Linked DNA regions of Homo sapiens: region 2 is linked to region 1. Evidence: chromatin loops called from intact Hi-C (ENCODE). Cell type or tissue: CD4-positive, alpha-beta T cell. All regions are shown on one strand. Each heading gives the region's core, and the rest is flanking DNA. Links, peaks and the distances in the headings are about the cores only.

Region 1 (2,906 bases), core at 264-2,763:
TTTTTTACCAGATTTCATAAATCAGGAAATCTCATCCTTCTGAGAAAAAAAGTGGCCAAAACAAGTCCTTAGCTCTTGGTCCACCCAAGTGGAATTAACTTCCTCTGTAGGAAGACAGGTGCCAGCAGGTGGCTACAGCCTGAGCCCTGAGCCTGGCCCCCGTCCAGCGTCTCATGTGGAAGCCCCCCAAGAAATGCAGGATTCGCTGCGGTGCTGCAACACCCTCCACCTCAATTTAATTAAGGCGTTTATTTAAAATTATCAATTAACACAGTCGGTAAAGATAAGGAAAAAGTCAGAAGGCACCACCCCATCACCACCCAACTGCAGTGTGGTATCCAAGGCCACAACTTGTGGGTGGTGACCGCAGCTTCAGAGATCAGATCCTTCCATCTTTCACCTTCATCCCGCTTCAGACGCTTTAAAAGTCTGAAAATAAACACTACTGTAGCTTATGTGTTGTCATTCTGAAATAAAGGCAGAGAACTACAAAGAATTTAGTGCGAGGCAAACATTCGTGTGCAGCATGAAGCAAACATACTTACATCTTTTGCCATGTTACCAGATCCGGGAAATCAATGCTACAAATGTTCACCTTCCCAGAGAAGAAAAATGATTTTTCTGGTAAAAAAAAAAAAAAAAGTAAGGAAAAACAAGAAATAAGTAAGAATGAAAAACGAAGTTTAAAAAATAACACATCTCAAAGGAAACGCGGACCTTCCTTCCCAAAGGCACCCTCCATCCTGAGAGCGGAGCTGGCCAAACCGACTCCCACACTCAGGATTTTCAGTCGCCTCGCCAGACGGAAATGCCCCCTGCGGAAAAGTGGCCCGCGGGCCCGCAGGGTCACCACCACTACCCCCAGGTCCCCGACGGCCCGCCCAGCGGCCGAGGGTGGGGCCGAGCCCCAGGAGCCAGGGCGCAGCGCCTCCCTCCCGCCGCTGCAGGGGGGTGCCCCACCACCCACCTGGGCACAGCCCCGGGGTCCCGGCGCAACGTGCAGGCTCGCGGCGTCCACCCCAGACCCCGGCGGCGCCCGCCCGGCTGACCGGTAACTCTGACAGGTGGGCTTCCGGGGTCCGCGCCGCGCGCCTGTCACTAGGCCTCGGGCCGCCTCCGCACGAGGCGCCTCCCGCGCGCGCCGGAACCGGGTCCCCGCGGGCCGCCGTGGGGCGGCCTCCCCTCCCCCGCCCTGCGCGCTCCGGCCGACCCTGGCCCCAGCCCCGGCCCCGGCCCCGGCCCCACCTCCAGCGTGGGGCGCGGACGCTGCTGTCGGCCGGGAGGGCCGGGCCCGGGACCCCCGCCCCGCGGTCACCTGGGGAGCCCCTACCAGCGCCGAGCGCGCGGGGTCCCCGAGGCACAGGAGCGCGCAGGGCGCGGGAGGGCGCGGGTCGGGGCCGCGCGGCGCCTACACGCGGCCGGGGCAAGGGATGGGGTGGCCGGGGGTCCCGCCCGCACCCCCGGCTCCCGCCCGCGGCTCCCGCGGCATCCCCTGCCCACCCGCACCTGGCTGCCCGGTCCGGCCGCGCGGGCGGGGACGCGGAGAGGGCGCGGTGCGGAGCGCGGGGCGGCGCGGAGAGGCGCGGGCTGGGGCCGGGCCGGGCGGTCCCGGCCGTGGCGGGGTCCCTGCCCTGGGCCGAGTGGCGCCGGGACGCGGGGCTCACCCTGGCCGAGCGTCGGGCCGGCGTGACGTGCGCGCGGCGCGGTGACGTGGGCGGCGGCGGGCCCGCTCCGCGCAGCGCGCCTGCGCGCCTTTTCGCGCCTTCGGCGCCCTCCTCCTCCTCTTCTGCTGCTCCTCGGTCTCCCGCTCCTCCCGCCAGTGCTGCGCGCCCTGGGAGAGCGGGGAGGGGCTGTGCGCGCGTGTCCGTGTGTGCGCGTGCGCGTGCGGAGATGTAGCTGGGGCCTGCGCCGGGACGGGCAGTGCGCGCGCGCGGCGTGCGCTCGGCGGCCAAGGGACTGTGTTTGTGCGCGCCTCTGACTGTGTGTGTCCGGAGAGAGAGGTGGCCGGCTGTGTGCAAGAGTGTGTGTGCACATGGGGGAGCGGGGCCGGCTATGTGCACGAGTGTGTGTGCATGTGGGGGAGCGGGAGCTGGTGTGTGCACGTGGGGGAGCGGGGCCGGCTGTGTGCAAGAGTGTGTGTGCACGTGGGGGAGCAGGGACTAGTGTGTGCACTAGTGCATGTGCACGTGAGGGAGCGGGGACTGGTGTGTGCACTAGTGTGTGTGCATGTGAGGGAGCGGGGACTGGTGTGTGCACTCGTGTGTGTGCATGTGAGGGAGCGGGGACTGGTGTGTGCACTCGTGTGTGTGCATGTGAGGGAGCGGGGACTGGTGTGTGCACTCGTGTGTGTGCATGTGAGGGAGCGGGGACTGGTGTGTGCACTCGTGTGTGTGCATGTGAGGGAGCGGGGACTGGTGTGTGCACTCGTGTGTGTGCATGTGAGGGAGCGGGGACTGGTGTGTGCACTAGTGTGTGCATGTGAGGGAGCGGGGACTGGTGTGTGCACTAGTGTGTGCATGTGAGGGAGCGGGGACTGGTGTGTGCACTAGTGTGTGCATGTGAGGGAGCGGGGACTGGTGTGTGCACTCGTGTGTGTGCATGTGAGGGAGCGGGGACTGGTGTGTGCACTAGTGTGTGTGCATGTGAGGGAGCGGGGACTGGTGTGTGCACTAGTGTGTGTGCATGTGAGGGAGCGGGGACTGGTGTGTGCACTAGTGTGTGTGCACATGGGGCAGCAGGTAGGGGGCCGGGTATGTCAGGATGTGTGTTTGTGTGCAGGGAGCAGAGAGTGCCGGCTGTGTGCGCGAGTGTGGGGGGGGGAGCAGGGACTAGTGTGTGCAGGAGTGTGTGTGCACTTGGAAGAGCGGGGCCGGGTGTGTGCTTGAGTGTGTGTGCTCAAAGAGGAG
Region 2 (2,906 bases), core at 145-2,644, 50 kb before region 1:
ACAGGGTCTCCCAGCGGAGACGGTACACACTGGGGTGGAGCCAGGACGGCTGACCCGCTGACCGCCACACACAGCTTCCCGGTTCCCAGTCATCAGTGTCTCCTCACAGAATTTATAAACTCTGAAGTAAATGAGATGAGAGGCAAATCGAGGCCTATTCTCCCCAGGAGGACATGCCCTAAGGCACACGCTCCCGGAACAGAGACCTTCCATCTGCCACATGGCGGCAGCCTCCCACCACCCCCCAATGGACAGCAATTTGTGCAACATTTGCTATTTGTACAACATTTAAAACTTGTCCTAGTGACAATACCAACAGGGTCGGCTCCCTAAAAAAGAGATGGGTGACCAGGGAACAGCTCCCCGCCCACAACCTACTTGTCATTGGAGATGCTGCAGTCGATGACCGTCTTCTTGCTGGTGTTGACGATGATGAAGGGCAGGTGGATGACTGAGTTGGGTGGCGGTGGCCGGCTGGCCTGCTGCTCCGCATGCCGGTTTCTCTGCACCAGGTTCTTGAAGGCAATTTGCTAAAAAAAATAAGAGGAGCCAGGTGGCCCGTGGCGGCACAAGAACGCAGCCCCTGTGCTCGAGGGGTCCTCACAGCCCTCCCTGCGTCCACGTGACAGCGAGGAGTTGGCCTGGACATCTGAAATGCCAGCGCCGGCCGCTGGGTGCTGACCTCTGCAGCCCAGGGAGAAAAGCGCTCAGGAAACGGGATCCTGAGGGGAGAACTAAGGGAAAGCGGGCGCACAGCCATCCGTGCCCTGATAAAAGTGTCCTCCACGGCAACGGCGCTCAACAAAACACCAATTTTGGAAGTCGATTCCTTGCTGTCCTTCACCCCTCTAAGACCACCTACCACCATGGCACCTACAGGGTGATGGCCTTGGAGGGGGTGCCGTGCCGTGGACTTTGCCCACCCTGGAAAGTGGAACGCAGAAGGGCCCATGTGCTGCAGGGGTGCTCCTCTGGGGGAATAGGCCCTGCAAGGCTGAATCCAGGGCCAGGGCCTCAGGGCCCCAAACCAAGTGTTCCACTTGGAGAGACCTTCTTTGCTATTAATGTAGAGCCAGGAGATTCCCTTCCTCTCCCGGCCACCCTGGGTCTATCCCCACCTGGCAGGTCCTAAGGCACTGGCAACCAGGACTGTCCCTCCTGACACTCTGTGGGTCCTGAGGAGCTCCTGCCCACGAGCCTCCATCACCACGGCTGCCACACCGTCCCCTCTGGGAGGGCTCGAGCACACCTTGGTCAGGGCAGCAGCCAGCTCTGCAGTGAGCACCTTGCACACAACCCCCTCCACACCAGACACGGGGCCCCCAGTGGTGCCGCCCACCCTCAGCACTCAATGGGAGGTGGGGAAGGCCAGCTCCAGGGCCCTGATCAGCACTGTCAAGACCCAGGTGCACTGTGTCCACCACAGTTTTACAGGCCTTGCCTGGCACCTGGGCCTTGGGTTAAGCACCTCTGAGGAGATTTTTCAAATGTTGCTTTTGCATGAAGTCATCCCTCCATCTGTCTTTTGCCTATTTAGATGCTGTGACGAGAGATACACACATACACATGTATGCACACATGCACACACACACACGCACACAGGCACATGCACGCACACACATGCACACGCACACAGGCACACGCACGCACGCACACAGGCACATGCACACACACACACATGCATGCATGCACGCACACACACATGCATGCACACGCACGTGCACAACCTCGCTCTGGGAATAAGGCCCACGTTCAACACCTATGAGATGAACTCACACTCAGAATCTTAGAGCAGTCATTTGATTTGCCATGCAGGAGTGTAACCCAAGGCAGTATGTTGCCGTTATAAAGCTAAATTAGTAAAATAAAAATTACCCTGCCTCCACAGATACGTATTCTCTTACCTGTAGAATAAGTTCTTGAAGTTGAGACTGTTTCTGTTTTATTCTTTCAAGTCTCCTCTGTCTTTCCACCTTCAAAAACAAACCACCCATGTGAAGAATCATCACAACTGTTCCACAGAGCGTTTTTTAAAACCCACATCCTCACATCCTCACAGTGTTACCTATGTTTACCCAGAATGTAATCGAAGGGATATGGACAAATCTAGACATAGCAGGTGCTACAAGATATAGGTGAGTTTTTTTTCCATTTCTAAACTATACCTTCTCCCCTTTCCTCTCATTTCTTGGATTTAACTATGGTATCTAAAAAGAAAACAAAAATCCCACAAACTAGGATTCAGAATTAACCTACACTAGAGTTTAACAGACTCTAGTGGGTCTGGGCCAACCATGCTCCCTCCCCTGACAGCCAAGACTGAGAAACGCAGGGAGACGTCTGCATGACCGTCTGCCAGCCGGACACAGAGAGCATAAGGGCACGGAGCCCAGACCCTTCTGAGTGACCGACGACTAAAACATCTACACGGACTTGAAGGGAAATCAAGGTTGAAGGAAGGCTGAAGGGGCACCTCTAAGTTCTGACATTCCTGAGCCGAGTTGGTGGGCAGACCAATCCACTTGATCTCCTTCTTCTCCTTGGAGATGATGTTCATGGCCATTAGCACGTTTAAGGCATCGTAGACGCGCCGTCTTATGTTTTTCTGGTCATAAGCCTGGGGATGACAGGGAGTGGAGTTTCCAAATGATCCAAAAAGGCCGGTGGATCCTTAAACTGTAGACCATGGGCACTGGCTCAAAGGGGCACCCCGCTCACGGAGCCGCCACCCCAACATGCCCTCAGGGAGCGCTCCCACCCCACAGATGACGCAGGGCAAGACGGGGCTGTGCGAAGCCTGAGTGTGTTCCAGAAGGAGAGCCGGGGGCTCTCGGGTGTCGAGCCCAGCTGGTGAGGTGGGCATTTGTGCATTTCTGGGCCGCTAGACGTGCAGAGCCAGCCCACGT

The links. Peaks named below come from ENCODE experiments on the same cell type or tissue, not always from the same donor. Only the 100,000 strongest peaks of a DNase experiment are listed, where the experiment ranks them.
Region 2: a loop joins it to region 1, with 14 times the contacts of the local background. A loop is called at or near these places in 2 of 110 quality-filtered maps.

What each region holds. Positions count from the first base shown.
Region 1 is chr13:113,583,489-113,586,394 of GRCh38, reverse strand. TFDP1 (transcription factor Dp-1) reads right to left here and starts at 1,642. Exons shown (of 12, transcript NM_007111.5): 1 at 1,507-1,642; 2 at 546-621. The coding sequence starts at 557. RefSeq lists silencers at 810-1,179, 1,550-1,879 and enhancers at 1,848-2,819, 2,820-2,906. In CD4-positive, alpha-beta T cell, for the core only: no CTCF peak of the experiment used is centred there; a DNase peak (open chromatin) is centred at 1,814; H3K4me3 peaks cover 1,024 bases.
Region 2 is chr13:113,633,601-113,636,506 of GRCh38, reverse strand. It overlaps TFDP1 (transcription factor Dp-1), which reads right to left. Exons shown (of 12, transcript NM_007111.5): 7 at 2,474-2,617; 8 at 1,905-1,973; 9 at 379-530. Among named protein-coding and RNA genes, the nearest start is that of ATP4B, 23 kb to the left of the region's middle. In CD4-positive, alpha-beta T cell, for the core only: no CTCF peak of the experiment used is centred there; no DNase peak of the experiment used is centred there; H3K27ac peaks cover 1,011 bases.